Linked DNA regions of Mus musculus: region 2 is linked to region 1. Evidence: chromatin contacts called from ENCODE Hi-C or POLR2A ChIA-PET data. All regions are on one chromosome and are shown on one strand. Each heading gives the region's core, a stretch centred on a gene start or an enhancer-like site at or near the end of the contact. The rest is flanking DNA. Distances are from core to core; before and after follow the strand shown.

The links. A loop is a pair of places that touch in the nucleus more often than their neighbours do. ChIA-PET counts read pairs that join two places held with the same protein, here RNA polymerase II (POLR2A).
Region 2: a loop to region 1 is called in a map of v-Abl transformed pro-B cells, with 4 times the contacts of the local background. The contact joins the promoter of Tmem258 here to the promoter of Incenp in region 1. A Hi-C loop is called at or near these places in 2 of 37 maps with a recorded cell type or tissue (T-helper 17 cell and v-Abl transformed pro-B cells). POLR2A ChIA-PET finds 5 or more read pairs at or near these places in 1 of 5 experiments (embryonic stem cell).

Annotation. Positions count from the first base shown.
Region 1 is chr19:9,894,984-9,902,155 of GRCm38, forward strand. It overlaps Incenp (inner centromere protein), which reads right to left and starts at 4,506. Exons shown (of 19, transcript NM_001369356.1): 1 at 4,356-4,506; 2 at 338-488. The coding sequence starts at 477. It overlaps Gm50340 (predicted gene, 50340), which reads left to right and starts at 4,695. Exons shown (of 3, transcript NR_168101.1): 1 at 4,695-5,037; 2 at 5,885-6,094.
Region 2 is chr19:10,201,080-10,208,251 of GRCm38, forward strand. Tmem258 (transmembrane protein 258) reads left to right here and starts at 3,123. Exons shown (of 4, transcript NM_026919.1): 1 at 3,123-3,185; 2 at 5,345-5,454; 3 at 6,085-6,221; 4 at 6,638-6,745. The coding sequence starts at 3,183. The coding sequence ends at 6,211. Fen1 (flap structure specific endonuclease 1) reads right to left here and starts at 3,314. Exons shown (of 3, transcript NM_007999.6): 1 at 3,016-3,314; 2 at 2,609-2,940; 3 at 1-18.

The DNA of each region.
Region 1 (7,172 bases), core at 3,256-5,755:
CCCTGGGAACTACTGGGCTGCCCCTTCTCTTATTAGACTACATTCCACCCCATTCTCGGCAATGACAAGTCAGGCTAGAGAAAAGCTCTCCAAAGCTCTGTGAAATCAGCAGCTGGGCCCTCAGAGAACTTCCTCGTGAACTTAAAGCAGGGAAGTAAGTTCCAAGACAAGACACCACAGGCCATACACTCAGACACAGCTTACCACAGTGAGCCAGGAAAAAGACTCAGTCTCCTCTTCTTCTGGTCACTGCACCAGGTTGGCCCCAGCACATGAGGCACTTAGGAAGGAACCCTGACCTATGGAGACACCCACCCCAGCATGCCCCTGCCTTTACCTGATAAACATGCGCTCAGCCTCCTCCTCAATCTCCTTGAGCCACATGAAGTCCTTGTTGTCCACATTGCAGACAAAGTCCAGGAGTTTCTGGTCACATAGATCCAGAAGGCAAATAGGCCCTGGGGCTGTGGTCCCCATGGTGGCACTGTCTGGTGAAGGCAGAGACAAAAAGCATAAGAACTCAGGGCTGGTAACCAGGACCTTCTCCAAGGAAAGTCTGCCAGATCCACAATCACACAGAATACCCTGTACCTAAATCCATGCATCTCTTAGGACAGAGCCACTTGTACAGCTCCAAACGCCAACCCAATGGTCTCACCTTCACAAAAAGAAATGACGTTACAGTAATCCCGATCTCTTGACACCCTCTCAACCCAATACAAACACAGAGTATGACTGTCCTTACAGGCCCACCCTTCCTAAACAATTCTGATATAAACTTTACAAACCTTCTTTCAAGGACTTCATATGACCATGCACTACCTCCCTGAATCAAGGAGAAACACCATGCCGTCATCCTCTCTCTCTTTACCCAAGTACAGACCCGTTTACCTTCTTGTGGGCTCTCCTCCCACTCCTCATAGATGGGAACTAAGACATAGCCATCCTGTGTTGACCCCAGACACTAGGTCATCAAGACACCAAGTCCAACTGCCTCTTTAAGATGACAGTGGATGACGAGCAGGACAACTCAGCAGATTTACGGCACTTGCCACCACACCTAATCACCGGAGTTCAATCTGAGACCCACATGGTAGGGAAGAAATGACTCCTTCAAGTTGTCCTCAGACCTCTACACAACCCATGCCACACTACCCATTTGTATAACACTTTCCTCCCAGAATGAACCATTTCATCTACAGGGAAGCTCCTTAAACAGGAAAGTCAACAACTCAAAAAAGCTTCAGGAAGTCCCTGAAGTTCACTAGGCCCCTCCCAGCCAGAGTCAGCAAATAAAAACTGAGAGTCCGGGGTGGGGCGGAAAAAAAAAAAAAAAAAAAAACTGAGAGTCCCTCGCAGACAAGCAGAGCTGAGCTGCAAAGACGACTCTCAAGCCCAGTTGCAAAGAAGATTCTCAAACAAGCTGAGCTGCAAGAAGCAGAAACCAACCAAGCTTTTGGACGAGGTTTAGACTGACTATGTCAATGTCACTTAGAAAGGACACTCTAGCCTGTTAAAGCTAGCTGCAGGCTGTGCATTATGCTGCAAGTTTCCCAGTTTTTATGAGCTGTTACCAATGCTGGGGTGGGCCTTAGTGATGCAGCTGTCTTTGAGTCAGTTCTGCTCCTACAAGTTAGTTCTGCTCCTGAAACTTAATGCCCTTATACACGTAGCCTCTAGGGTCTTCCCTGACGTTCTTCAGCCTGATTTGTGGGGCATACTACCTTTGCCCTTCATCCTGTAACCCCTCACTGATACTACTGTAAGTAACAAAAAACATTTCACTGGTTCACAAAGTTGGACTTTGGTGGTGGGTATCCATACTTTGGTCTACTGTGGGTTCCTATCTAGGGGTAAACGGAGTGTGTGTTGCATCTCCCCAGGTAAAGCTTTGTCACACAACATGTTCATATATATATATATATACACACACACACACTATACAAGTAAACAAGTAAATAGACACTAGAGCTGAGCATAGTTCGTTCTATGGTCCCAAACATTTGAGAAATTCAGGAGGATCATTTCAAGGTTATGCCTAGCTACATAGCAAGTTTAAGGCCAACCTAGACTACATGAGACCCTGTCTTTAATTTGGGGGCGGGGGGGGGGGAGTCAGTAGATGGAAATGTGCTATACATTCCACAGGAATGCATAAGAAATGAGGGGTCCAGAACCATGTTCTCCAAAGAGACCTCTGAAACCCTCCCTAAAGCCAAAATGTCCTATGAATGGATGAGGGAGAGCGAAGTGAGTGCGCATGCAATGTGCTGCTTTCAGGAAGACCTGGCTGTCAATACCAGGCAAAAGACAATGCAGTGCCAGTTTACCCACTGCCTTAAAAAGCTGGGAGCTTGGATATCTGCCGTACGACCTGACTATATAATCCTAACAAAGGTCCTACACTAAGTGGGAGGATTCTGATACTGTCATATCAGGGCCCCCGATAAGCAGTACCCCAAGTGGTAAACACATGAAAGATCAAGAGTGGGTGGCAGCTATGAGCACTAATATATCGGATCCCACCTTATATAAGGACAGGAAGTTCCCACCATGACTTACACTTTCAAAAGCAAGAAGCATGCATACACACTTCAGCCTCTCAGCTACAGAAAAAGGTCAGGGAAGAAAGGGCTATATTACTGATCCTCTTGGAACATAATGCCATCATATACTGTGGCCTCTAGGTTCTTCCTTGAAGTTCTTCAGCCTGATGTATGAGGCACACTACCCTTTTGCCCTTCAAACAAGTTCTGGCCTCTAGGAACTCTGTCTCCTGTTTTGTACAGCTTCTTCACTTAGCTTTCAGCTCCTTAAGGAGGATCAGACCTCCAATCCAAGCCAAGATCTCACACACAGATTCCAGCTATGTGCACAGCAAATGAGTGATTGTTTATGTTTGCCTACTGCTGGCCTCTACCCACTAACCTGCTCTCTGAGGGTAAGCCTTGTGCCTTCCTCAGCAACAAAAGAGTCTGGCACTTGTGGAATGAATTCATTCATCCATCAACTAATCCTAAAGGTTGTCTCACCATCACACACTGGGACACTCAGTGAGCAACTCAGTAGGCACATGTTAGAACAGGCCAAAACACACCCTGACCTAACGGCCAAAGGCAGCACTAACTGGGGCAAAACCGAATGGATAGGGGCACTGAGCCTTTAGGAAAAAGCATTAACTGTGCAGCCAGCTACTCATCAGCATGGCCTCTCCACTGAGTCTCCCTATCCCCCTGCACCAGAAAACAGCCCTAGCCAAGTCCAAGGCCTCATCAGTTCAAGGCCAGCAAAGAGAAGAGAAAACTGCACAAGGACTCCAAAGACTTGCAGAGGAGCTATAAGAAAGTAACAAATGGGAAATTTTACAAAATGTCTGCTCATGCTACAATCGGAGTGAGCGCTTCTTTCACCAAGTCCAATACCACACTTCTTCTTCCATGGGGAAATGTGCTTTCTAGCAAGCCCTCGCTGAAAAGTTAGAAAAGGTGACTCTGAGGAAAGGAGGAGGTGTAACAAGAATCAGACTCCTGGGTAACTTCACCTTCAGTCCACGAAATAAACAAACCCTACCATGGGAGAAGGAAGGTCACTTCCTCTCCACAAATACTATTTCTGTGCCATTCAGCAGATTAGCAATTGCCATCTCCTCTGGGGGTGCAGGAAATGAACTAAGCATTTCTCCCCACACACACCCCTCCAAGCAGGAAGATCGATCGCTAAAACTGCTCTTCCACTCAAGAGTCCTACTCCATGCCAAGAAACCTCTCAATTCCTTTTTGCCACATACTCCAAGATACCCATGCACATACAAATCTAGGTCAAAGTCACCAAGAAAATCGGAGGGCGGAGCCTGGATTTAAAATGTTTTTTAACCACTAGCCACAGGCCTCCAGGACAATAGTTTCAAGCTCAGAATGACACAATCCCAACGCTTGGCAGCAGGAAGCTGGAGGGAACTGCGCCGCTGACAAGAGCCTACGCTTGCGGGGATGACAAAATAAGTAGCAGGGCGGTCTCCGGAGCTGGGTCAGTTTTTAAATGCTGCTCAGCTGGGACGAAGCTGAGCAGCCGTTGCCATAAAAAGACTCAAGTCCGGGTTTACAGAGCAGCCCAGGCTCTGCACAGGTGTTAGGCCCGGCGTGCGGGGAAGAGGACTGACCATTCTCGGATCCCAGGACTCAAGTGCAGGGCCTCGAAGTTCATCTCCAAGCCTAGAACCATTGGAAGTGATCCCCACACCCATAAGCAACCCATAGGCGAAAGTGACTCCCCTGGCCCATCCTGGGAAGCGAAGAGGCCGGGACCAGTGGCCGAACACCGCGACCCTGCGACTCCCGACGCCCGTTCTCACTCACCCGGCGGCGCCGCGTCTTCCCGGACCACTCCTTTTCCAGTCCGCGGCTTCCGCAGATTAAGCTTCCCGCCACGCCGGACCGGCTGGACTCCCAGTACCGCGAGCTCGCCGCAGGCGAGGACCTACCGGGCGAAGAGCGCGGGCGAATCTACGATTTTCAAAATTGTGGCTCAACCAATTCCCCTTAAGTTTGTCTGGGCGGTTACAAAACTCCAAACCAATCACGTAACAGGACGCACGAGTCCGCTTATCTGCTGGCTGTTAGTGCTGTCAATCTGTGGGACTAGGAGGCGGGGAGAAGAACGTTGACGCTTTTAACACGCCCCAACTTCCGGAAGCTGCGGCAATCTACCCGGCGAGGAAGTGGTTGCGACGAATTACAAGTCCCTGCGTGCACTGCGAAGGCAGGCTTGGTTGGGGAGGATGCCTATTTATCTTCGAGCCAGCCGCTTGGTTCGTTTCAAGTCCGGAATGCTTCTGCGTTCGGAATGACAGCTCTGCTACTTTGCAGTAGTAAAAAGAAACACATTGCAAATCTCACAGAGCCTTCCCTCCAAGAGCAGTCAGGCATATAGTTACAGAATGTTTCCTTAGACCTCCGATTGTCACCCGGAAGTGTTTGCTAAGTACCCTCCAGATTGGACGCCACATACAACGGAGAATTTTTCTGGCCACATATAAAGGTAAAGTCTTGAGTTGAAGGTGTGTCACCACCACCTGTAAAATAAAACACCTCCACCTTCTTTATAGAATCATTCTCAGTAGCCAAGAGGTGGGCGAAACTACAAATGTCCCTGGACAGATTAAACAGAGGGGTTTTATTTATTTTTAAATTGTTTTTCCTTTTATTGAAAATAGATTTCTTTACTCACATACTATATCCTGATACAGTTCCCCTCCCTCTGCTCCTCCCAGTTCTAACCTCCCCTTCCATCTGTATCCACTCCCTTTCAAAACAGACTTCTAAGGGATAATAATAAACTAAGATGTAAAACATAAGATAATACAAAACCTATCATATCTGAATTGGATGAAACAAAGAAAAAAAGCCCCAAGAGAAGGCACAAAGACCAGAGACCCACTTGTTCGAACACTCGGGAATTCCATAAAAGCACTGGAAGCCATAACATATATGCAAGAACCTGATGCAGAGCTGTGCAAACTCTGTCTGGCTGTGAGTCTCTGTATTTGTTCCTATCTGCTTCAGGAGGAAGCTTCTCTGATGATGGCTGAGCAAGGCAATGATCTGAGTGTAGCAGAATGTCAATCACTAGGAGTCATTTTATTGCTATGTTCCTTTAGTAGAACAGTAGTATTTAGTTTAACCCTAGGTCCCTGAGCTATCTTGTCTCAGATTGTTGTTCACCCAAGCAGGATTCGATCTTGTGGAGTGGGCCTTAGGTCAAATCAGATATTGGTTGGTTACTGCCACAGGTTTGTGCCACTATTGCCCCAACATACCTTGCAGGCAGACACCATTGTAGGGTTTTGTTGATCCCACCTGTAATGGTTTGTATATTCTTGGTCTAGGGAGTGGCGCCATTTGGAGGTGTGACCTAGTTGGAGTAGGTGTGTCACTGTGGGTGTGGACTTAACACTCTCACCCTTGGTGCCTGGAAGTCAATCTTCCACTAGCAGCCTTTGGATGAAGACATAGAAGGCTCAGCTCTGCCTGTGCCATGCCTGCCTGGATGCTGCTGTGCTCTCACCTTGATGATAATGGACTGAACCACTGAACCTGTAAGCCAGCCCCAATTAAATGTTGCTTTTTATAAGACTTGCCTTGCTCATGGTGTCTGTTCACAGCAATAAAACCCTAACTAAGACACCACCAAAAGAGAGTAAAGACCATTACCCAAATTCTGTAATTGAATTAAGCAAGCTTTATTTTCTATCATACAGGACTGTCTCCCTAAAGTAGGGTTTGAAAGAACAGCATCAAATACAAGAGAAGGTGGGATTTATATAGCTGCAAGACTAGGAAGGTTTCAAGGGTTGGGGGATTTTCAGAGGATCTTATCATGGAGTGGAGGTCAGGGTATATAGGGTGTGGAATATGTCAAATTCCAAAAAATGGGTCAAGACATAGTCAAGCCCAATTTTTACAGAAATCAGGAATGAACTTAGTTTGGGGGCAGGAGAGGGCAGTCTCTGACACAGTTTCTCTGTGAATCCTTGGCTGTCCTAGAAGTTACTCTGTAGACCAGGCTGGCCTTGAACTCAGAGATCTACCTGCCTTTGCCTCCCAAGTGCTGGGATTAAAGGCATTCAACACCAGTTAAGTGGCTTCTAATCTTAAAACGAAGTCAGGCTGGTCCATCAGTTTATGGCTGGATTTGTGTTTATGTTTCTTTTGGTAGCATACAAAGTACGTTCCTGAACCAAAGATGCTAGAATATACTAGTGAAGGCTCTATTTAGGCATCAGCTCAACTTCTTCATGTTCAACGAGGCTTGTAAGTGTTATCAGCAATGGGGCCTTGCCATTGGTTAATGGAGAGCAACCTGTAGTCTTGGCAACGACCCAAGTTGTCTAGGAATTCCTTTGAGGTCCCTTTGACCAACAATCCAATTAGATGTAACCCAATTCCAGTACTGGAAGCTTCATTTGGTGACAAGAAATAGCCAGTTAGGGTTCTGTCTTCCCCGCTATTTGACAGTTTCATTTAGATTGCCTCCATATATGTACGTATTTTAGGAAGTTTTTACTGTATAAGGTTTCCATACTACTTCTCAAATGGTCCTTAATTTTAGCTGTCTCTCCCTATATCCCTATATCCCCTCCCGTATCTCCCTCTACCCTCTCCTCTCCACTTGAC
Region 2 (7,172 bases), core at 1,873-4,372, 300 kb after region 1:
GTAGCACAGGAGCAATGGCTAAAACAAAGAAAGAAGAGTAAGAGGAGGAACTTGGAGGATACAAAAGGAACAAAAGTTTTAAGTGGCAACATTCACCAGTCTCATGGTTCATCAAACTTAACATGAGACACAGCAGGACTCCAAGCCAGCAGAGCAGAAGAGGCAAAGGTGAACAAGATCCACCATTCTCAAGCAGGCCTCCTGACAATCAGAAGCTGTTCTGGGCGCTTCAAGGAATGAGATCTGGGATGTTCTTTTGTTTTTGTTTTTTTTTTTGGTTTTCCGAGACAGGGTTTCTTTGTGTAGCCCTGGCTGTCCTGAAACTCACTCTGTAGACCAGGCTGGCCTTGAATTCAGAAATCCGCCTGCCTCTGCCTCCTGAGTGCTGGGATTAAAGGCGTGCGCCACCACACCTGGCATGGGATGTTCTTGAATAACTTAAGGGCTCTGAATAACGCAATGGCACCATCTGTCACAGAGTGACTTCAACTTTAACCTGCATTAAGGATCACAGAAGACAGAGTGCTTGGCTCAGCTTGAAGGGCCCTGAGATCATCAAGGCAGACGTGAACCCTCAGGAGCAGGTAAGTACCAGCTATGCGAATATGACTATGTCTGATTTATTGCTTCTCCACAGATGTCTAACCGATGCAGCAGACCTGAGGGGTACACCTCTGCATAAGGACAGGTGGCCACCTCACTGCTGCTACTCTTCCCTTCCCATCTCCCTTAGCACTTGAGGGTGTTTTTATCAGGATGCCAGAGGAGTTTTAAGTCCTCCTCTTTGTACTCTCTTCCCCCCTAAGTCTGAACGCCATGACTTCCCACAGATCCTGAACTGAGGGCTGGCATGCTGGATTCACACAGTCCAATACTGCATGCACTTCTGTAGTACTTCCATCAAATCACTCCTAGGGAAGCATTTTCAAAACTACCCTCACAATTTTTGGCTCCTCCAATTGAAACATTAATTTTCCTTTTATCTAATTATTTTTCTTTAAATGGACTTTCAAGAAAAAAAAATTGGGGGTTAGGGGGCAAAAAACCTAGTTGTGAGTGATGGTGCATGCCTTTAATCCCAGCACCTGGAAGGCACAGTCAAGTGGATCTCTGAGTTCCAGGCCAGCCTAGTCTACATAGTAAGTCCCAGGCCAGCCAGAGTTACATAGTTGAGACCCTGTCTCAAAAACAAACAGAAAATTAAGTTGGGAAAGAGAATCCATTTTAAACAAAAATATCTGCATTGTGTCAGTCAAGTCATATTAATGTGTTAAATGTACAATAAAAGGATTTTCTAATATGCAATTTATTAAGGTTATCTTGCTCGCCCAATGTTAGTGTGTCCACACCATAAGAAAGTCCTGTCAAGGGCTGGTGAGATGGCTCAGTGGGTAAGAGCACCCGACTGCTCTTCCGAAGGTCCAGAGTTCAAATCCCAGCAACCACATGGTGGCTCACAACCATCTGTAACGAGATCTGATTCCCTCTTCTGGAGTGTCTGAAGACAGCTACAATGTACTTACATATAATAAATAAATAAATCTTAAAAAAAAAAAAAAAAAAAAAAAAAGAAAGTCCTGTCAATTGTTCTAATTTGTTCCCAGTCTTACTTCACTGTGTCTTTTCTGAAGCCCAAGTGGCCCTGTATAGTCCCCTTCCTTCCTGACTACAAACACCTCAGCACACGTTACTTGTATAGCACAGAAGCCTAGTGAAGAGGCCTGCTTCTCTCTTTGGTCTTCTTCCTGCCCTCCTTCCTTACTTCTTCCTGGTTCGTATTACTGTGGTTCCTCTAAGAATACAAGCAGCAAAAACTCAGTCTTAAGGCTAAAGACTGTAGCTCTCCCTGGTACAGTGGCTTGCCTAGCATGCATGGAGTCCCATGTTGAATCCTCAGACCAGAAATCAAATAAAAAACTCATCCTTGAATCTGGTATTCTGTGTGTGGGTATAACAATGGGGACTGAGCTAGAGCCCTCACTCCTGCTAGCAAGTGCTCTACATCTTCAAGATTGTGTAACACAAGTCACTTCTGAGTTGTTAAATAAGAATGAATAACCATTTCTGCCTTGCAGAACCGGTCAACCAAAAACCCAGATGGAATACACACATCACCAGATGCCGTGCCATGTTCCCTAGTCAACCATATGGTTCACACCTCACTTACTACGTTGCTAGAATGAATACAGGCTATTACCACCCATCATGTCACACAGAGGGAAACCTGTTCTGTCCTGATAGTCTCAGTCCCGCCTCCACAGGACCTTCCAGATAGCAAAGCCTTAAATGAAATGGCTGCAGGCAGGATAAAAACACACCTAGTTCCCCTGCTCCCCACTCCCCAGAGGCCTACTGATTAATCACCGTATTAACTGGGCCCCACTGTTCTACGGAGTCTTCCAGACTTCCCTTCACCAGAAATGTCCTTGGGGCTTTTCCAACACCTGCCTCAGTCAGAAATACAAGAAAGCACTGTCTCTGGATGTCAGCAGAACATGAACCCATTTCCTTATTAAAGGCACAGAACTTCCCCGCTCCATACTCCTCACAAGGGCCCTAGGATGAACACGCTCTGGTCTCTGAGTCCTCACTGGAAGGAGGGTACTACCTTCTTCCTACCGGCGAAGAGGAATGTTCGGAGCAGAGCGAATGGCCCAAGCCCGGGCTGCCCGGTGCTGTTCCCGCGGCTCTGCCGCTTTCAGAGACGCTTCCGCGAGACCTCACCCCGTCTCGAGTGCACGAGCCTTAAGCAGCTAGCAGTGGTTTGGAGTCCACAGCGTTCTCTGGACAGTCCCGAGCCCGTTCTTTCAGTATCGTTCCCAGCTTCGCCGCCTTCCAAAGCCCGCGCTCTCGTCACGTGATCTGCCAGGCGCGAACAGCCTCCTGGGAAATGTAGTGTATGCCCCACCAGGTCCGATAGCAGCTTTCATAGTGGGCGTTCTTTCTGGGGAAAAAATGAATTAAAACCTAAACTTCACACCACCCTTTCCCACAGTCCGACTCCATGCTACTCACAGCAGGTCCGCATAGTCCTAGTTCCCGTTACTCCTGAGAACATGGGACTACAAGTCCCACAATGCCACGCGCAAGGGACCACATCCTTTTCCTGTTGCTCAGTGCGCTTGCTCCTGCCGACGTGTTCTTCCGGTGGCGGATCGGTGGTTTATCCTGTGCGGGGCAAAATGGTGAGATGATGGGAGTTAACGGACAGTGCTGTGGCCAGGACCTAGGGCTCTTGTGTGCCCGGTCCTCACCGCGTTCTTCCGCGGAGGCCTCAGTATGGAGTGCCCGGTGGGTGGGACGCCGCTGAAACTCTAGTTTGAGTTAGGGACGGGAAAGCAAGCCCCTTACCGTGTATTCCTCAGGCTGAGGTTTCCATCACAATGTGCTTATGATGTTGTTGACTATAATTCTGAAGGTCACAGGGTGCACTTTGAAAACCTTCGCGTTTTTATTTTTCTTTCTTATGATCAGTTATCTCTATCTGGAAGGATTCCCTTGCTGAAATCTTACTTATCCCGCAAGGCCCTTGTATAAATACCATTTCCTGGTAAAACACTTGTAACTCTCATAGGTACTTGTCTTGTCTTCTGGGAGCTCTCAGTCTGTACACACCTCTTGCCACGTTTCCTGGACTTCTTTTTTTTAATCTGCCACGCCTCCTAGTGACCACCATCTGACGTGCATCTAGTTCTGGGATGATGTCTATTCGTCTTTGTATTCCTGTTGCCCAACACTGGGCCTGCATTTGGAGGTTCCATAAATGGCAGCGATTGTCCTTGGCTCTTTTAGGGGGGAAGGGGGACATAATTGTTTACTGAATTGAATTCCTGTGTCTCCTAGAACAATGGGCTCAGTCTACTTCTCTGGAGTTGTTATGTTCTGGACTTTAGAAACATTGGCAAGAAAGTGACAATGGAAGTTAACATTTGTACAGAACTTTACGTTTATAGCCCTTTCACAGGGATTATCTCATCGTCTTCTCTGCAACTTTAGGAAGGAAACAAATACCTATTGAGCAGTTACTCTGTGCCGGGCAGTAAACTAGATGTGTCAACATTCATCTTTCTCCAATCATGCATCAGCCCTGTGACACAAACAGTGTTATAACTACTTAACTCAGACTGAGGATTCAGTAGGGCCAGAATTATCCCAATTGTCTTCTGCCAGGAGATCCCCGTGGCTCCCCCCTAAGGCAATGAAAAGCAGTACTCCTACATTAGAATTTGAGCTGTCTGTACTAGTGTAGGCTCCGGCTTCCTGTACAAATTAACGGCTTAGAGTCTGGACACAGATCCAAAAGCAGTGGGAATTGTGGGCAAGCGTTTTTCTTTAGGTGTCTTCCCCCAGACAGATCCATGACTTACATAGTGATCATTAGCTAGAAACCCCTAAGAGCCATTATCCTCTGACTCTTAGCTGCTCTTATCTCACTGAAAGTGGCTGCTGCCATTCTTTGTTGTTATTGTTGTTTGTTTTATTTCCCAGTGTTGGGGATCACACTTAAGACTTCATGCATGCTAGGCAAATGTTCTACCACAAAGCCTGCCACGTCCCTACTTTTAAGATGTGATGTAGAGCTAGGAGATGGCTCATGGGCAAAGGGTTTGGTGTGCAAGCCTGATAGCCTGAGTTGGATCCTAGAACCCACATTACTTTTTAAAATCCAGGTGTGGCCAGGCGATGGTGGTGCATGACTTTAATCCCAGCATTCAGAAGGCAGAGGCCGTCAGATCTCTGTGAGTTTGGGGCTAACCTGGTCTATAGAGTGAGTTCTAGGACAGTCAAAGCTACCCAGAGAAACCCCGTCTCAAAACCAAACAAACAAAAGCCAGATGTGGTAACCCCAGAACTCACACACCGCAAGATGGAAAATGGACACAAGAGAAATGTCCAGAAGCCTTAGGGCTGCTTACCCTGGAATGCGTGTTACAGTGACCAAAGCCCAAGAGAGACCTTGCCTCAAGCATGGCAGAAGGCGTCTCTCAGAAAGTTGTCCTCTAACGTCTAAGAAAGGAGATGAGGAGTGACCTGCAAAATGGCAGGTAAATGCAATGCACCTACTTTCAAGCCTGGTGACTTGGGGTCAGTCCCCAGGACCCACATGGTGGAAGGAGAAAACCAATTCTTGTAATTTGTCCTCTGACAAATTACACTCAAAATGCACTCATTGGTACCTAAACGCACACATATACACAGAGTAAATAAAGGTAATACAATTTAACACACGCAGCCAAAATGATTGTAATTTCCACAGTGACTCACTTGAAGGAGTGCCCAGCAGCACACATCTGCTCCACGGTCTCCCCAGATTGAAACTGAGATGGCCTGTTTTCTTCCTTAGGAGCTCGAAGCCATGAGTAGGTACACCAGCCCAGTGAACCCGGCTGTCTTCCCTCACCTGACTGTGGTACTTCTGGCCATCGGCATGTTCTTCACTGCCTGGTTCTTCGTGTATCCTTTATTTGCAGCCAGGAGGCAGAATTAGTGACCATGGAAGCGAGAGAGAAACCACATTGGAAAACTGCTACTTTTTTCCTTTGAGGTGGGATTGAGACAAAGTAAGTTAGGAGGAGGCTGGTGCTGCCCAAGGGCAAGCCATGGCCTTCTTTTCCAACTTCAAATTTGCTCAGTTTACTTTTCAAACTGAGGTTCAATAGGTGGTTCATTGGTATTTGGGGGTTTGGTTTGGTCTTGTTTTGAGACAGGGTCTCACTGTGCAGACATGGCTGATGTCAAACTCATGGGGTCCATCTGCCTCTGGAGAGTGCTGGGATCACAGGAATATACAACTCCACCCGGCAGAAAGGTGAAGTGCTCATGTCCCAGCTGTACTAGGAGCCATACATGACTAGAGGCTAGAGGCGATTGGCCTAAGTACTGTGGGCTGCTTTTCCTCGTGGATGTCAGAGATACGGTGTGGAGCACCAGAGTCCATGCCATTTCTTGGTCCCCTCTGCCTGGCTGCATCAAGCTAGACAAGCCTCCCAGGAATCCCTTAGCCTGTTCTTCCCCATGAAAGGTAGTCAGAGACAGCTCCTGCACTGTAGCCCATCTTTGCTTCTCCTTAGCAGTCCTACCTAGTTACGAGGTCACCTCTACCAAGTACACACGCGATATTTACAAAGAGCTCCTCATCTCCTTGGTGGCCTCACTCTTCATGGGCTTTGGAGTCCTCTTCCTCCTGCTCTGGGTTGGCATCTACGTATAAGTCTCCAAGGGTAAGAGCTGTGACAAGATGGTACATTGTCTGAAAAAGCCTCGTAGAGCCATATCAACAGGTCCTCTCTCTCCAAGCAAGACTGTGGTTCATGGGGATTTGAGCCAAGTGTGACCTGGTGTGTCCATTCTGAGTTCTCCGTGTACTCAAGGGCTCACTCAAGCTTTGGGGTGTACTTGGTGGGGATGTGGGTGAAGGCTACCTATGGTTTTATATCTGCATTCTTTGAAGTCATACACAGATGACTTGGAAAGGAACTGGGACTTAGAACAGATCACTGAAGTCAGCCCTGGTAACCCATCCTCAGTGGCCATTCCTGTTGGCTCTCGTACAGTCCTCGCTCAAGGGGCCTAGGGATACAGGGAGGGAATGTGAAAGGACCCTGGACTCATTCTTAATTCTGCTCTCCTCTTCCAGGTACCCACCAGGCAGCTCACCAAGTCTCTGCTTTTGTAAATTAATTTTTTACCATTGCTACGTGTCCCACCTGCTGTTTACAATAAAGGCAGATGTGTGACAGGCCTGCCTCATGTCCATTCTTAGGGGAGGGAACTGGGGTTTCCTTGACTGTTGAAGTCCTACCTTTTCCACTTTCTAGCTGCCTTTCACCAGTGCCTGATAATAGAAATTTTGTGTCCTCCCCGTGGGGGCAAGGGCTACATAGCAGTGTCATATTGTCATTAGTTTAGCTTACCTGTGGATAGGAAAGGTCCATGCCTACTTCTGCGTTGTTGGGCTATGGTCCCCTAGGCCCAGCCTGTTCCCTTAGATGGATTCTTTCTAGGTGGGCAGTGGCAGGTGCATGGGGAAGGTTTTTTGGATGTGTGTGTGGTCAACCCAAGTCCAGGGATGAGAGGCGTAAAGATAGGGAGTAGCTCTCTAGTCCTTTTGTGTGGTGGCAAGGAATTCCAGGTCACCTTGTTCTGAGATGGCTCCCCCCAGAACAATCTCA